2 separate regions of the Mus musculus genome follow, and region 1 is linked to region 2. A link is a loop called in an ENCODE intact Hi-C map of the cell type or tissue named here. Cell type or tissue: heart. All regions are shown on one strand. Each heading gives the region's core, and the rest is flanking DNA. Links, peaks and the distances in the headings are about the cores only.

Region 1 (8,932 bases), core at 535-8,534, 51 kb after region 2:
TATCTATCTATCTATCTATCTATCTATCTATCTATCTATCTCTATGTAGCTGGCTGGACCCTCATTTCCAGTGATGTGCTCCCATGTTCACTGAATTCAGCTTTGACTACAAAACCAGGGATCTTTTTAAAGTAATGTGTAACACGCATTTGTACGTGCACGGTTACATGTGTATATGTACAAGACACCCATGTCTTTCTCTATTGCTCTCCATTCTTTCTTTCTTAATATTTATGCATTTTGTGTGCATGGGTGTTCAGCTTGCACCTGTGTCTGCGCACCACATCCATGCCAGGTGCCAATGAAGGTCAGAAGAGGGCATCAGATCCCCTGGAACTGGAGTTACAGATGGCTGTAAGCTACCATGTGGGTGCTGGGAACTGAGCCAGAGTCCTCTGCAAGGGCAGCCCCACCTTCACTTTTTTTCTGATACTGAACTGACCACTCACTGTTTTCACAACATTGGCTAACCAGCAAGTCCCTGGGATCTATCTGCCTGCCTCCAGGCTGCCCTAAACCCAGCTCTGGAGCTCTAGGTGTGTGTGTGTGTGTGTGTGTGTGTGTGTGTGTGTGTGTGTGTGTGTGTGTACACCATGCCAACGGTTGTGTGGGGACCTAAACTCACATCTTCATACTTGTGCAGCAAGGACTTTACCCTCTGAGCCATCTCTCTAGTCCGAAATCTGAGGATCAGCTTCAAGGACTTGAAGAACACCCCAGTTGTCTAACCTTGGGTAACTGGCATCCAGGGAGTTTGTAATTTCCTCCCAGCAGCAGATGGGTATTCACCAGGTCTCAGCTGAAGTCGCTGTTACTGGCATTTCAATAGTGCTTTGCTTCTTTAAAAAAAAAAAACAAAAAAACTTGTATTTATTAGTATTATTATTGGTGTGTGTGTGTACGTACATACCAGAGCAGTTATGTAGATAGAGGTCAGAGAATAACTCTGTAGAGTGGGTTCTTTCTTTCTGCCTTAACTCTGGGTCCTGGAATTGAACTCAGGTTATCTTCACCCCCTGAGCCATCTCATCTGACCATTTTTCATGATAATATATATGAGTGTGTGTGTGAATTATCTATCTGAAATATCTATCTATCTATCTATCTATCTATCTATCTATCTATCTATCTATCTCCAGGCTCCCCAGCTGGCAAGTTTTCCCTGGAAGCTGTCAAGCCCTCCTAGGAAGATGTACTGAGAATGTAAAAACATAAAGAGTGGAGAGCAACAGTGGAGGACATGGGCTCTGCCCTCTGGCCTACACACACACACACACACACACACACACACACACTCACACCTATGCATATATATATGCGTGCCACAAATACATAAAAAGATCCCTGATTTTGAAGTCAAAGTTAAATTCAGTGAACATGGGAGCACCTCACTGGGACATTATGAGGATCCAGCCAGTTGGTACAAACTGAAGCTTGTCCCGGGGATCACCATACTAACCAAGGAAGAAATTGGCTCCTTTGTTTCTTTTTTTTCCAACACTTTGTAACAAGGTCTCGGTATTTGAAGGGCCTAACACTTACTAAAGAAGGATGACCTTGAACCCCAGATCCTTCCACCTCCCAAGTGCAGGATTGAACCCAGAGAGCTTCAGCAGGCTAGGCAAGCTCTCTACCAACTGTGCTACACTCCTGGGACTCCACGGGCATCTACAGTTTAGTTTGTTGACTTCCGGTCTCTCTACGTAGTATCTTTTATCTTTACTAAACATGTCAACTTCGCTGGACAAGCACATGCCCGGCCATGCAGCTCTGGCCCCTAAGCCTGACGCAATGTGTGACCGATATTTACTCCACGAGTCAGTGAAAACTCAAAAGCCTGTCCGCAAGGCTTGGAAAGCTCGCTGACATCGTGAGAACCGCTCCTCAAGTTTGGATCCTCCACATGGAGGACCCGCAGCTGCGCCAAGAGTCCTGTTAGGGGTCGAGAGAGTTGGCCTCTGGTCCTTTTCGCTGTCCAGCTGCAGAGCCACTTCTCGGATGGCCAAGCCCTCGCTGTTTTGCTGTGTGCTTCCCCAGACCGTGGGAGATCAGCGTGCTCAGGGCTCTCCCCCACCCCAATGTAGATGCTGGTCTCCAGGGAGTTCCTGCCAGCTGGGAGTGTAGGGATTTGGGGATAATTCAGCCACTTAATTAATGAAGAAGAAGGGGAAGATAAAGGCAGGGGAGGGACGCAATCCCGGAAGAAAAAGTCACCCTGGCTGGCCAGCTGCCCCAGCCACTCCCTTCTCTGCATGCCCCGCCAGTTCCCGCCGCCGCCACTGACTTTCTGACTTCTTAACTTGTCAGCAAATCCCAGAGTTAAAAATGCACACGCACCCCGGCCAGCCGCCAGCAGGCCCGTCTGGCCGCGGCTCCAGATGTGGGGCCACCGCGCGGGCCGCCCGCCCCGCCGCGCAGACTAAACAATCGGCCTTGGCCGTGAGCGCAGCGCAATTCCAGATGCCGCGTCGCCCGCGCCGAGCGCTAATTGGGCCGCGGGCGCGAGGCTCTGTCAGCGCCAGCTTGGCCCTGCCCGGGACGGCCTTGGCACGACGCCGGCCCGCTGGGCTACCTAGGGCGGGGGCGGAGTGGGGAGACTGATCAAAATGGGTGTGGGGGGAGTGTAGAGGGAGAGAGACTCGGGCAGCAGACAGACAGACACAGACAAATAGACACAGAGACACTAATACACACACAGATAGGCAGACAGACACACAGGCAGGCAGGTAGGCAGGCAGGCAGACACAGACACACACGCCCCACATACTTTGACCTCAGAGTTTCGAAGATCAAGAACACAGACAGGGGCAGATTCAGGAAGGGTCAGAGCGGGCCTCGGTAAGGTTTAGCTACGGAGACGAGGAGAACCTCCCTGCCTGGAGGCAGAAGACAGGGAGAGAGACTGTGAGCTGGAGACAACTATAACCGGCGGATTGACCCACCATCACCAAGAGCACTGATGGACAGCAACGTGGCGGGTGGCCAGCGGCGGACCTTAATATACGTCCATCTCTCTATTCCATGGGCTCTTCTTCCCACATTTTCACCTTTTCTAATTTTTCCGGAGTCTGGGACTGAGTCTGCCCGCCAGCACAGTGTGAACCTATCTTGGCTGGGTGAAGGAGATGCCCTTGTCCCCACACAAACCTGAAATGTGGACATTTCACCTCAAACACAAGCTTGGAAACACCAATACACCTTAGACATCGTGCTGGTGAGACTGTTCTGAGGCAGAGGGATGTCCCAAATGACTTCTTGTTCACCTCCCGCAGGCAGCCACACAGTCGGGACGCCTCCTTTTCTATATGCTGGGGAAGAGGGTATTCCACTAGTTCCGAGACTAGGGGATGATTTGCTAGAGGCCTGAGGCAGGGAAGCCCAATGGAGACCACCCGTGGGAGCCGGGAACCCGGCATCCCGCCCCCGCTGGCGGCCCTGGCAGCCCAGGGGGCGAGCGCCGAGGGCAGTGCGGCGGCCGGGGCGGCTCTCAGAGGCCCCTCTCTGACAATCTTTCCTTTGTTTGTTTTCTTAAATCTGGGAGGCCCGAATTCCTGCCGGATTCCGTAGGTTTCACTCAGGAAGGAGGCGCCCCCATCCCCCTCACGCCGGGCAGGGGCTGCGCCGGGGGAATGGCAGGTTCTTCCCGGAGGAAGGAGGCTCACAGCCCCGCGGCCCGGGCAGGCGGAATCCCGGGCGCCCTGCCCGCGCGTGCCACCACGCAGCCCCAACCGAGGAGAGGGAGCATTGGAAGGGGATGGGGGGCGCAAGCCAAGATCGCTTACACACACACACACACACACACACACACACACACACACACACACACGAGGAAAGTGCTTCATCCCAGACTCAGCCCACACCCTTCCATCCCCCACCCACATCCCTCTCATATTTTGGTCTCCAAACTTGAGCCTCATTAATTTCCAAAAAAAAAAATTTCCCCCAATAAAAGGCAAACATGGAAAGAAAAACAAACTATTAGAAAACAGAGGAGGGCGGAAATGTTATTTAAAAGGTTACCAGACCACATCATTTTCCAGTGATATTATATACTCCCAGCAGTATCCAAAATATATATGGGATCTGAGCCAAGAATGAAAAAAAAAAAAAAACCATAAAAACCCTTCACTTAGACACAACATCTGGACCGGAGAGCGAACAAACCCTCCATTTATCACACTTAATCCTCCGTAGAAGCAATCGACGGTTGACTTCTGTTTTGCTAATTTAGCTGCTTTCAAGCGCCCGCCCAGTCCAGACTGGGAATTCGGTGTCACTTGTGGAGAGCCCAGCCCTGCCCTGCCCCCGACCGAGTTAGCTCCCTCCTTCGCAGAGGGAAAGGAAAAAAAAAGAGAGAGAGAGACCATTAAAGAACAACGTTTTATGAATTCTCTTCACTACCGCCCACTGAGGTCAGTGAAATCCTCGCCTCTGACCTTGATCTGTTCCTTCCCTCAGCACCGGACACCCACTTCCTTGCGGGCCACGCCCCCTCTCCTGCGCAGTCTCCGTGGAGCGATGGCAAGGCAGCCTGTCTAAAATGCCAGCCTGGTTAGCTTGTCCCTCTTCCAAGCGTTGCCAGCCACCTACCTGGGCAGTGTCTGCTGACCTGGCAGCTGGACCCTTAGGTCAGCTGGGAGAGGGCAGAGGGGCGTCGTGTGCCTGGAGGTGGGAGCCTCTGTTCCCTGGAAGTGAATGAGAGGCAGGAGATCTTGACGTGGCTGCCCTGGGCCTGCAGCCGGCTGGAGAGACAATGGGAACTTGTGAGAGTGCCAGCCAGTGTGAGCATAGCATTTGGGGATTAGTCAGTGAATCCCTGGGACCCTGGCCCAGTGGGGCTGGTGCCAGAGGCAGGGCCGACCTCCTTCCTTTCTCGGTAACCTTTCCTAAGGCCGCCTGGCTCTTTCCTGATCTTCCACGCTGCCTTTCAGCCTCTACAAGGACTCTGGATTTGGAGCTCAAGACAAAGACTTTTGGTGTGACCTTTCTCCCCTGCAGGGAGCATGGAGCGCTGGGTTCTGCTTTCCTGCACCTGCTGAGAGGAGACAGAGACCAACCATGTGCCAGCTCCAGCTGCCCAGCTCAGCCTCTCTCTCGGAGTCCTGGCAGACTCTGTCATACACGCTCAGAACACCAGTACCTTCTGGGCAGGGTGGCTCAGGCCTTTAAGATTTATTTTTATATTTAATTATTGGGGGTTGGGGAGGGTGCTGCACACTGGGCACGCGAGCAGCTCTTGATGCTTTCCCGAAGACTGCAGTTCAGTTCCCAGTACTCATCTCAGGGCAGCTCACAACTATCTGCAACACCAAGGGATCTGACGCCCTCTTCTGGCCTCTGGGGGCACCTGCAGTCAAATGCACAGCCACATACATAGTCACATAACTAAAAATACAGCTTTTAAAAAAGAGATAGAAGCCGGGCGTGGTGGTGCACACCTTTAATCCCAGCACTTGGGAGGCAGAGGCAGGTGGATTTCTGAGTTCGAGGCCAGCCTGGTCTACAAAGTGAGTTCCAGGACAGCCAGGGCTATACAGAGAAACCCTGTTTCGAAAAACAAACAAAAAACAAACAAACAAACAAACAAACAAATAAAAAATAGATAGAGGGCCAGACAGTGGTGGCGCCCACCTTTAATCCCAGCACTCAGGAGGCAGAGGCAGGTGGATTTCTGAGTTCGAGGCCAATCTGGTCTACAGAGTAAGTTCCAGGACAGCCAGGGCTACACAGAGAAATCCTGTCTTGGAAAAAAGAGAGGGGGCGGGGGGTGGAATTGGAGATTAAGAACACCGACTGCTTTTCCAGATCCTGAGTTCAATTCCCAGCAACCACAGGATCTGATGCCCTCTTTCTTTTTTGTTTTTGTTTTGTTTTTGTTTTCGAGACAGGGTTTCTCTGTAGCCCTGGCTGTCCTGGAACTCACTCTGTAGACCAGGCTGGCCTCGAACTCAGAAATCCACCTGCCTCTGTCTCCCGAGTGCTGGGATTAAAGGCATGCGCCACCACTGCCCAGGTGGATGCTCTCTTTCTGGTGCTTCTGAATACAGCTACAGTGTATTCATATACATAAAATAAATACTTTTTTAAAAAGAGAGAGATAGAGATGAGGGAGTAGGTAAAATTACAAAGCCCGTCAAACCTTTCTTGAAGTGACACTAGGTACAGTACTGTGTATGTGACCAGTAGGCCTTCCCCTGGCTTCTGGCTTGAGCAGGCACGATGGATGTCCTTTCAGCTCCTACATCTCTGGAAGACAAATAATGCTGGACCTCTCCTCCCCCAAAGTCTATGTTTACAGCTCAACCAAAAAAACCCTAAGAAATGTCTTCTGGCCCAAAGCCACCATTCTGTGACTTGCTGTGTGTCCTTGGCCAAGATGGACTCCCCCTCTGGGCCTTGAATAGGATCCTGATAAGTTGGACAGACTCCTCTGCAGTTTCTGGGGGATAGATGCATCTGCCTCTCCCTGCCTCTGTCCCCCCCACACCAGTCCCTGCTGGAACCCCTCATGTCTCCTTGAGGTTTCTGTTCTCCCCTAATTCGTCTATCTGTAGCTTTTCTCTCAGAGGGCACTTCTTTCTTCTCTTCCATCTCCCCCCTTCTTGTGTAGACAGACAGACAGACAGACAGTACACTGCACTTCCCCACGGCAGCTTGTCCATAAACACACCCAACCCCCGAGAAGCTGGACCACTCCATCTGCTTTCTTAGAGGAGGGTCTATCTCCAAAGGCCTTCCTGATGCCTGACCTTTGACCTCTGACCTCTGGAAGAGCGAGAGAATGGCATCCCAGCTGGACCGAGAGAGTGCCTTATATGGGTTTCCAGTCCCAGGAGAGCAGTGGGCTCTGTATTCTCACGGTCCCCACTCCAGACTCAGGCAAGGGGACAAGAAGGGAAGCCCTCTCTATCAGCCAGCTGATACTCAGCCACCCACCTCCTTCACAACGGCATCTGTACTGCAGAAGCTTCCAGAACCCCTTCCTAGAGGCCCCACGTGGGTGCCTAGAGGTTGCTACTGTTACCAGTGTGTCCTTTAAATCAGGCAGCCTCGGCTAGAGAACCTATGGGGCACCTCGTTGGAAGAGAGAGTTTGGCAGCAAAACAAAGGCCAGGGGTGTCCTCAAGGAAGATGCCTTCCTACATACACACAGATACCAAGCCTGCTCCTGAAGACTGGGCTTGGCGATGTCTCAGCATGCGTGGGGCTGCTTGGAGTGGCACTGGAGAGGAGGCCTGGGGGCAGGTAAACAGGATGCTGTGTGCTGTGTGTGGTGGAGGGCGGGGAGGGGACTTGGGGCCAGAATAGGCTATTGTGCCCAGGACTCACCTTCGAACTCCTAGATGCTGAGTTTCCCTACTCAGCCCCATCTCCAGCTGGGCTGTACAAATATCAAGACATATGGAAGGTGCAGTCATAAAGAAAGGCTGTGTGGAAGGTGACTGCCATCTGGACTTGGATCCCCTTCTGCTCTGAAGTAGACCACCAGAGACTGAGGTGCTGCTGGGTTGGGTGCTAAATGGTTCAGCCAGTAGGGGACAAAACAGAGAGCATCCGGCTTCTGGGGTGTGTTTGGTGAGGCTCTCACCAAGTAGGTGACAAGATCCTGGCCCCAGTCCAGCCGCCAGCCAGCTATGTCTGTCCTAACCCTCTGTGTATATCTCTGCACAATGCGGTGAGAGGCAAGAATGACCCCCCAGACCCCGACCCCTTTCTAGCTCATGGTGTGTAAGGGGGACAGAGTGTGCCTGCCACTCAGGGGATGGGGGGATGGACACAGGCAGATCAGCTGACTCCACTTTGGCTCTCTTTTACTTATAAGACCTCTTTGCCTGACAGGTCTCTCACCCTGGGTCGGAGATGAACAAAAGTGATGTTTACTTGTGAGGAACGATGGAGAGATCCCAGGACAGGACTTACAGGCTAGGCACCTTTCCTTCCTTCGTTTGTTCAGTCCTTTTTGATTTTTCTTTTTTCTTTTTTCTTTAAGACAGGTTTTCACACCAGGCAGTGGTGACACGTGCCTTGAATCCCACCGTTTGGGAGGTAGAGGCAGGCAGATCTCACCATGGGTCGGAGATGAACAAAAGTGATGTTTACTTCTGAGTTCGAGGCCAGCCTGGTCTACAGATAGAGAGCTCCAGAACACCAGGGCTACACAGAAAAATCCAATCTTGGGGGGGGGGGAGCGGGAGGGTTTTACTGAGCCATTCCTCTAACCCTGAGTTCAAGCACTTTGTGTGCATTCATTCTTCACACCTTTTCCATTTCTTAGAGGAAGAAATGGAAGTTCAGAGAAGGTGTGTACATTGCCTGAAGTCACACAGCTAGTAACAGTTCCAGGATTCACGCTGACAGTCTGACTGCAGCCTGGGCTCATGGGGCACAGTATGCACAGCCTGGGTTCTCAGGGCATAGTCTCCCCATGTGCCCAAGGTCCTTTCCAGCCCGAAGCCCTGTGCAAGAGAACCTCAGGAGGTCATGGCAGAAGGTGACATCTACCCCATAGATAACGTGAACCTCCTAAACCCCAACCCTCTCCATCTCCTGATCCCTCTTTTGTCTGCTGTGTACCAGGAGCTGGGTAATATAGAGTAGATGACACAGCGCCTCTTTCTTTGCCGAATGATCCTGCATGCATGGGATGCACATAAACTCATCCAAGCAGATATAGGTAAAGTTAACTCATTAAGCAGAGATATAAGACACCAAGGTTGGGGATAGCTCAGTGGTCGAGGGCTTACCTGGCCCATGTGGAATTTTCCGACTGATCCTCAGAACCATACACATTTATATATGCACACACACACACACACACACACACACACACACACACACACACACACACACACGATATGTAAGATGTTAGGATTTAGCTGGGATGACAACCTGTGGCTGTAATGTCGATACTAAGAAGTCTCAGGAAGGAAGA
Region 2 (8,932 bases), core at 721-8,720:
GTCCAGTCACATCAGGGAGAGAGAGGGCCGGGCCGGGCTGCTGAAAGGAGTGGTCAGCCCCTCTATTCCTGCCCTTCTCCTTTACCCACAGCAGAGGCTCCAGACCCTGGTCATTCCGGAGCACTTTAGTCCTAGCTCTGCACCCGAGCAGGAGCGAAAACCTCACACAAGTTGCCACCTCTCTCTGGCTTCATTTCCCAGCCTGTAAAATGAAGGTTTATACTTCCAATATTTCCAGTATTCGGCCCAATAAGTGGCCTGGCAGTGCTGGTAGACTAATTTTGAAAAGAAAGAAAATGAAGCAAAGGCCGTCAGTGGACGGCCCTTGGCTGGCCAGACACTTGCTGGGCTGCGGAACTTTACCTCTGATTCAACTCCCAAGCCGCTCTTCGACTCTGGGCATTGTTGACCTACTTTATAACCTAAGAAAATGGAGGTTCCAGCAGCTTAATTAAGTTCCCCAGAGCCCTATCTCTAGTGCTAAGTTCCAAAGCCCTTTTCACTATGACACACGCATGGCCCTAGAGGTGAATGAGTTCTGTGCCTCAGGTTCTAGGGCTCCGGAACCACCTCAGAGGAAGCGATTTCAGCCAATAGAGGCACAGGATCCGGACCAAAACAAGATGGGCCCATGGCTGCCTTGGGCCTGGGGAAGCTGAGAGAGGATAAGAAAGAGAATGGGGGCAGAGAACCTCGGAAGCCCCATGAAAGGAGGGAAGTATCTCCTGCTGCTTAGGGAATAAGAATAAAGGCTCAGGCTGAAGCAGATTGTGTCTGGAAGGGAAACCTTCCAAAAAGTACTATGGGTAGCGAAGGGTTAAAATGTAGAGAAGAAAGGACGGCTTCAGGGGGAGATGCCCTTCCCTTCCCTCAAGCAGTCCTCTGAAACCAAACCCCTCCCATGCCACCCACCCACCCCCACCCCATATCTGTCTCTTCCAGGAATCCGAGGTCCACAGACCAGAACCCCCACCCCACCCCATGACAGCACAAGGGTACCCTAGTACCCAGCCTGGGATCTGCCTAGACAGGGTAGGAACTCAGCAAACACTGAGGAAATTACCAGATCAAAGAAAGCCACTCTCTTCCAATCCTCTGGGGGCCCTCCCCTGCTAAGCAAAGGTGTGTTTGGAGTCAGGGGCCAGCAGGATATGCACATTCCTAGCAAAATGGGACTGACCAGACAGACAGTCAGAAAGGAAGTTTCTGTCCAAAGGTAGAAGAAAGGGGCGGGTGCTCTAGGAAGGAAAGGGAGCAAGTCCCCCAACAAGTTTGGCCTGACCAGCCCTGCTCCCCCACGTACAGAGGTTCCTCAATTCCAACCCCCTCCCAGGGGCCCAGCCTTGGTGCCAGAAGAGACTCTAGCTACGGTCTCCTCCATCTTACCGCCAAGGCTGGAAGTAGGGTAGGGGCCGTGGTGGAGTGTGTGTGGTACACCTGTAATCCCAGCATCCCAGAGGCTACTGCAAAAGAAGCATACTGAGTGTGGTGGGGCCAGCCTAGGCAACATGAAGAGACAATGTCTCAAGTCTCCCCCTCCTTGCCCAGAAAACAACACAACACACCAATAACAAAACAATCAGGCACTTAGTGATCCCCACAAGCTGAGATTCGGATAGCACAGGATCTGCAGCGAGTGTGTGTGTGGGGTGGAGCACAACAGTCCCCGATACCCAGGCCACCTTGCCCAACAGCCTAGACTGGTGGTCCACTGCAGTCTACACTGATCTCAGAGCACCTCAGAGTCAGCAAGCCACTGAACTGTCTCTCCAAGCTCCAGAGAACAGTCCCTGAATCACCCTAGCAAGGAAGAAGTTTCTCAAGTTTAAGGAGAGGGGAAAAAAAATTAAGAAAGAAAAAAGAAAAGAAAAAAGGAAAGAAAGAAGAAAAGCTTGCAGACTTCCTACAGCGGTTTTCCGCGGGGGCGGGTAGAGGTCGTCTGAGGCCGACCGCTCCCCTTCAGGAGCCTCCTCCTGGCTCCCCGGTTGAGATCAACCAGGGGCTTAAAATGCCGGTGCGGCGGGTACCTAGGCCATGGGGCCAACCCACTGAGATTCACGTGGGTGGGGATGGGAAGGGGGTGATGGAAGATTAAGCTTCGCCAGGAAGCGGCGGAACAGCGTGGACCACCCGTTCCTTTTTTCATGGGACACTCGGGCAAACCACAGCGACTGTCGCTGAAACTGCATTCTCTCTCCCGACCCTGAATTACAGACCCAACACCGTCGGTTGCCAATCTAGGCGGGTGCTCTGCAACCCGGGCAAAGACGCTTTAAATTCGAGGTTAAAAAAAATCCCGCATTAGTCAAAATTCTTCTGGGATTGCTCCGGAACCGCCAAACGATGGCTCGGAATCAGGTTTGTTCCTCCCGGCCCCCAAGTCCACTACCCAGCTCGGATCAGAGCGCCGCGGTCCGCCGGGTCCGGACCGGTGCAGGGGTGCACGCCACAAGCGCTGATCTCCAGATATCTGAAATCCCAGGTGCCAAGGAAGGGAACCTGGAAACCCACAGGGCAGTGTTGGCGCAAGAGGCCCAGGGTGCAAAGAAGAGGGGCACTGTCTGAGAGAAAGAAACCCCGCTGATATCCCCGACCTCCCAACCTACAGAGTCGCCGGATGCAATAGCAGAGTGTTCACGAGGTCGCTTCAGTTTCGGGGTGGGGTGGTGGGGGGTGGGGGGTGGGAGGAGGTCAATCTGTGATGGTTAGAGCCTTTGCCTCAGAATCCGCGTCCCACGAAATCACACGTTCCTTCACACAGGTGGCCACGGCCCCGGGTCTCCCAGGACACCTCACCACCGGGTGCCACCAGGTTCTCCTCCAGTGAAGCTCAAGAAGTACAAGTTTTACGGAGAAGCAAAGTGCAAGATTTGAGCGCCGCGGAGGATGGCCGCGGGCCAGAGGGACGCTGGGGAGACTGTCTCACGAGTCACCAGAGTCTTCAGTCTGGGGGAATGGACTCCACTGCTCACTCCGGCAGCTTCATCTCTGGTGGCCTTGGGCCCACTCTCCGTTACCTTATTCCCTCACTCTCAAACCTCACACTACCCCGCAGGAGCTCTGTCCGAATGAGGAGGGTATCCACTAGATTAGTTCCCCACCGATCAGCTCCGGCGCACGTAAATAAATAAATAAATAAATAAATAAATAAATCACAGGGGCCATTACCAGTCTCTCTCAAGTCCCCAAGAAGTTTTCCGCTTTATCTCAGATCTGATTAAGAGATGCGGGAGTGGGGGGGGAGGTTGACTAGTCTCAGCACTTTCGAAGTGTGACCTCCACAAACCAAGGCGATGAGGTGTTTGAGATTGTTGCCCCCCCCAACACACACACCAACACACACACACAGACTCAAGTCTTTCTGTTTGTCCTGGGGAGTCCCGTGCAGACTGGACTTGGGGGGATCCCAGTTCACCACTTCCCTTCCCGGCTCAGGAAAGTCCGGGCCGGGAAGTATTCTTTGTCTCACTCCGGGAGGGGGGGTCGCGCCCCCTAACACCCCATTCCCAGCAGCGAGGCCAGGAGGGGGCGGAGCCCAGATTCTTGGGGCAGGGCGGGCCTCAGTGGCTTCTCCAAGCCGCCCCCCCTCCGCCCCGGCCAGCTTCCCGCTGCCCCCCAGCCCCGCGCCTCAGCCCCCACCTGTTCCCCAGACAGCTCCGATCGGCTGGGGGCCCGGGCCGGGGGCAGGGTCTCTCAACTCACCAGGGTCAGTGCTCCGCGGCCGGCCCAGCTGGAACAAAGTGCTCCGGCCCGGGGCCGGGCTCCTCCGGCGGCCGACGCGCCTCGGGCGGGCAGTTTGCAAACACAAAGTGAGCCGGGGAGCAGGCGAGAGAGTGAGCGAGCTAGGGAGTTGGACGAGTCCCCGGCCCAGCCCCCACCCGGATCCCTGGGGTCCCTGAATCGGCCACCTACCTGTCCGGCCCGGCCGCTCAGTGCGGGCTCCGGCCCGTCAGCCCGCACGGGGCATGGGGCTCGCTCGGGTCGCAGCCCGGGCCCGCCGCCACTCGCCGGGGCTGCCCCTGCGCTCCGAAGCGATCTTTCTAGCGCCGATCGCCGCGCGCCTTAGCCCCTTGGGGGCATCGCACTTTGGAGGATGGCTTGGCTCTCTCCAGCTTCCGATCGTCCTTCCCCGGGCTCCGGCGACGCTCCTGAGCTCGCTCCGGCTCCGGGGCTCCGGGACCCCGGCGTCCCCGCCCCCGGCCCAGCCCTGGTTCCGGCCCGGGCTCCTCCCCGCCGCGCCGCGGCCGCCTGCGCCGCGCCCTGATCGCGTGTTGGGGGGCTCCGTCCCGGCAGCTGGTGGCACTGTCCGGTCCGTAGGGGCGACCGGCTCCGGACTCCGAGGGGCTGCGACTGAGCCCCGGCTGCGAGTGGCTGCGAGCGATCGGCGCGCGGGCGGGGCACACCGGGCGGGGGGACCGGAGGGGTGGAGGGAAGGAGGGAGCGCGCCGAGCGACAGGGAGGAGGGAGCGAACGAGCGAGCGGCGGAGGGAGGGGAGACTAACTTCTAGTGCTACCATAATTCGCCTAAAGCAGGTGCAGCCACTTTTCCCCCTGAGAGGCGGCCAGCGGCAAGCCGAAGAGGACCACGTGGACCAAACTTTGGGGAAGGAAAAAATGGGGACGTGGGGCTACCGATCTGCCAAAGTCGATAGGCCGTAGAGTTTCACAGTGGACTGGGGACCCATCCGATGGGAGGCTTTATTAACTCTGGCCTTTTCCTGGAACCTGGAGGTACGGCCAAGTCCTGCTGGCACACGGTTCACTGGTTTCGGGCGGGCTGCGCCTGGCGCGGGGAGTGGTCAGGACCCCCCCCCCCCCAGTCCGAAGCCGACGTCCAGCGCGGGCCCTGCCGCGCCTCCCTCTGACTCCCCACTGTGTGGGGGCTGGGGCTGGGGAGGCTCTTTCTGGGCTTTGTGAACAGTCTTTTCTCCCATCCCGGCGCGCACGCGCTGCCGCCTCGGTCTGCAAAGGGGAATTTCCTATAAAGTGCTGTGAGAACCGATGGAGAAAGGGCTTCAGGCTGGATCCACGCGGGCCAAGCACAGAGCAAAGTCGAGGCAATTATCTGAACAAATTAGATTGTAAACAAAACTTGGCGTCCCTGAATACCGCTTGTGCCCAGGGGGACCGTGAGGATGGGGGTGGGGGTGGGGTTGGGGACGCTGGTGTGTGTTTGGGTTGGGAGGGGGAAGTCCGGGCACGGAAAGGCCCAGGTTCCGAGGGGGAGGACTAAATTGGGTAGCAGGAGCCAGGCTCAGACTGGTGGAGAACTGAGAGAGAGAGAAAAAAAATCCTCCCACTCTCTACCCAAACATCTTCCCTTTCGGGTGTGTGAAGAGGTGAGGGGCACGCCTCAGGGACCCTCCGTGTTTGGCCCACCCTGCCCAGAGAAGTTATGGGTTGAGCACAGGAAGGCAGTGACTCTGGGAGACCCTGTTGGCTTCGGGTTACCTTGAGGCAGGTGACCAAGGGCAGGCAGACCCCATGGAGGATGAACTGGGTAAGGACTGGGCCTGGTTTCCTGGGGATAACATATTTTGGAGAAAACTCTTAAAAAAAAAAAAAACACAACAACAACAACAAAAACGGGTTTCTGAGATAACAGCTTAAGCAATTTCTGCTCACCTATTCTGCCCCTTTTCCGTGGGCCAGGAGCTGAAAGGTGGTAGTTACAACCCAGCTCTGAAGCATCTCTGTTTGCGCAAGTGGACAGACACAAAGAGGGCAAACATAGACCCTGCTGAAATTTGGAGACACACAGATGTCAAGCTGGATAGGGCTGCTGTGCAGCTTGTTTAGGTATTTGCGTTGCGGGATGCGTTGAGCAAATCGCCTCCGGAAGTGCTAAACACAAGCTCTCCCACCTAGCCACGCCCACAGCCCAGCTCTTTTATTTGGACTGCATGGTGACCGGTCCAGTAGAAATGAAACTCAAATGACAGTAGGTGTAGTGGCCAGCTCTTGGGTGGTAAGGGCAGAAGGTTCAGCAGTTCAAGGTCATCTTTAACGACAGATGGGGTTCCAGGCCAGCTTGGGCTACAAGAGGCCCGGTTTCAAAAATCCAAACCAGTGCTGGTCAGATTGCTCAATGGATAGAGACACCTATCAATTCCCTAAAGTTGGACCCTGGGACCCACATCTTGAAAGTATTCTCTTGGGCGGTTAAGAGCACTGGCTGCTCTTCCAGAGGTCCTGAGTTCAATTCCCAGCAACCACATGGCTCACAACCATCTGTAATGGGATCCGATGCCCTCTTCTGGTGTGTCTGAAGACAGCAACAGTGGACTCATAGAATAAATAAATAATTCTTAATAAAAAAAGAAAGTATTATCTGACTTCTGCGCATGCATGCACACACATAAAATAAATTGTTATTTTTTTTTTGTTTTTAAAACATCTTTTAATCCAAAACAAACAACCAAAGTCAAGGACTAGATAGTAGCTACCATGTCAATCTTACCTCCTGGCAGGTATGCTGGCTCTTGAATCTTCATGATTATTCCACAGGGAAGATCTTTTGTTAGCTCTGCTTTATCTAGGAGGAAACTGAGGCCAAAAGGACACTTGCCATGTCGAAGTTTACACCCTAGCTGGATGGAGCAGTTCCAACCGGAGCAGTTTGTCTCGGACAGGGTTTTATTCTGGAGCTCTTGAACCGGAGGGTCTTTGTATTGCCTTGTGTGGAGAGGCAGCTGAGTGGCATCATGGTGTACAGACAACCAGGGACCCTTGGGCTAGTGACCCTGCTCCAAAGTTTTCTTCCCATCTTGTCTACAACAGGGGCTAAGGGGAAAGTAGCAATGAGAGACTGACTAGGACAGAGAAGGCAGGTGTGCGCCGTCACAGAACTCTGCCCCCTTACTTTGCCACAACAGTTCCTTCCTTGCTCCCACAGGGCATGCTGGGAAAATAACTTTTGCTTTTTTTTTTCTTTCGTTTCAGTTTACCCCTCTACTCAGGCCTACTCAGTCCCCTGCGGGACTGTGGAATTTGCGAGTCAGAGTGGGAAGCCCAAGGGAGTCAGAAGACCCCATCTTGTCCTAATTGAGGCAATTCAGGGGAGAAAACAGACCTCTTGAAAGAAGGTAACAGAACAGACAATGTCTTGGTCACAGTAGCCAGTTCAGAGTCCTTTCTCTCAGTTTGTGTCAGTTTGGAGGGGTTCCCCCACAGGAATCCTGTCTTAGACAGGGTTTCTATTCCTGCACAAATATCATGACCAAGAAGCAAGTTGGGGAGGAAAGGGTTTATTCAGCTTACACTTTCCACATTGCTGTTCATCACCAAAGGAAGTCAGGACTGGAACTCAAGCAGGTCAGGAAGCAGGAGCTGATGCAGAGGCCATGGAGGGATATTCTTTACTGGCTTGCTTCCCCTGGCTTGCTCAGCCTGCTCTCTTATAGAACCCAAGACTACCAGCCCAGAGATGGTCCCACCCACAAGGGGCCTTTCCCCCTTGATCACTAATTGAGAAAATGCCTTACAGTTGGATCTCATGGAGGCATTTCCTCAACTGAAGCTCCTTTCTCTGTGATAACTCCAGCTGTGTCAAGTTGACACAAAACTAGCCAGTACAAATCCTAAGTTCCCCAAGGGCCTCACTGTGACTCCTCCTATCCCAGCATGCAAGGCAAGAGCAGAAGCCCAGGCGGTCCCCTCCCCACAAGTCCCATACCTGCAGGCCCGACTGGAAGACAGAGGCCAAAGTCAGGACCATGAGGGTGGAGTCAGGCAGTCTTAGGTTGAATGACATCCTAGGCACCTACAGACATTTGCCCTGGACAGATGATAGTTTTCAGCCTCCCTCCCTTCAGTCACAAGATTGAAAGGATGCCTTCCTAAGGCAGAGAGCGTGAAGAACACTTGTGCAAAGCTTACTGACTTGTGCCCAAAGTGTTTTCCTTAAACACTTAGTTTTTCTTTTGTGAGACCTGGTTTCCTTATCTTTTTCCCTCCCTCCCTCCCTCCCTCCCTCCCTCCCTCCCTCCCTCCCTCCCTCCCTCCCTCTCTTTTGTTTGTTTGTTTGTTTGTTTTTCAAGGCTGGATTTCTCCTACAATAGCCCTGGCTGTCCTGGACTTGCTTTGTAGACAAGGCTAACCTCAGACTCACAGAGATCCACCTGCCTGTGCTTCGAGAGTGCTGGGATTAAAGGCATGCACCAATACACCTGGCTCACCAGCACGCCTGTTTGGTTCGAAGTCCAGTTTACTTACTTTCTTTCTTTCTTTCTTTCTTTCTCTCTCTCTCTCTCTCTCTCTCTTTCTTTTTCTTTCTTTCTTTCTTTCTTTCTTTCTTAATTTCTTTCTTTCTTCCTCCCTCCCTCCCTCCCTCCCTCCCTCCCTCCCTCCCTCCCTCTTTTCTCTCTCTCTCTCTCTCTCTGTCTCTCTCTCTCTGTCTCTGTCTCTGTCTCTCTGTCTCTCTCTCCTTTTTGAGACAGGGTTTCTCTGAGTAGCCCTGGCTGTCCTGGAACTCACTCTGTAGACCAGGCTGGCCTCGAACTCAGAAATCTGCCTTCCTCTGTCTCCCAAGTGCTGGGATTAAAGGTGTATGCCACCACTGCCTGGCCGAGCCCCAGTTTTCTTTTTTCTTTTTTTTTTTTTTTAATTTTTTTTTAGATTTATTTATTGGTTATATGTAAGTACACTGTAGCTGTCTTCAGACACTCCAGAAGAGGGCATCAGATCTCATTATGGATGGTTGTGAGCCACCATGTGGTTGCTGGGATTTGAACTCCGAACCTTCGGAAGAGCAGTCGGGTGCTCTTACCCATTGAGCCATCTCGCCAGCCCCGCCCCAGTTTTCTTAAGGTAACCTCAGAAGGGCCAAATTATAAGAGCTGTCAGTTAGGACATTCTAGAGTGTACTAGGCCATCTGCAGGGCTCTTGTTCCATTCTACAAGCAAAGATGGCTCTCAGAGGTGGGGTAACTTG

What was found. A loop is a pair of places that touch in the nucleus more often than their neighbours do. Peaks named below come from ENCODE experiments on the same cell type or tissue, not always from the same donor. Only the 100,000 strongest peaks of a DNase experiment are listed, where the experiment ranks them.
Region 1: a loop joins it to region 2, with 6 times the contacts of the local background. A loop is called at or near these places in 11 of 42 quality-filtered maps.

What each region holds. Positions count from the first base shown.
Region 1 is chr17:47,971,852-47,980,783 of GRCm38, forward strand. Gm29938 (a long non-coding RNA gene) reads right to left here and starts at 5,023. Exons shown (of 3, transcript XR_385618.4): 1 at 4,591-5,023. In heart, for the core only: CTCF peaks have their summits at 2,292 and 5,328 (motif pointing left); DNase peaks (open chromatin) are centred at 1,900, 2,090, 3,500 and 4,630; H3K4me3 peaks cover 3,685 bases; H3K27ac peaks cover 6,176 bases.
Region 2 is chr17:47,920,294-47,929,225 of GRCm38, forward strand. It overlaps Foxp4 (forkhead box P4), which reads right to left and starts at 4,339. Exons shown (of 17, transcript NM_001110825.1): 1 at 3,913-4,339. Gm46601 (a long non-coding RNA gene) reads right to left here and starts at 6,546. Exons shown (of 3, transcript XR_003952247.1): 1 at 6,461-6,546; 2 at 5,626-5,740; 3 at 5,181-5,521. In heart, for the core only: no CTCF peak of the experiment used is centred there; DNase peaks (open chromatin) are centred at 2,888, 3,528, 3,938, 4,358 and 1 weaker place; H3K4me3 peaks cover 5,273 bases; H3K27ac peaks cover 3,785 bases; H3K27me3 peaks cover 285 bases.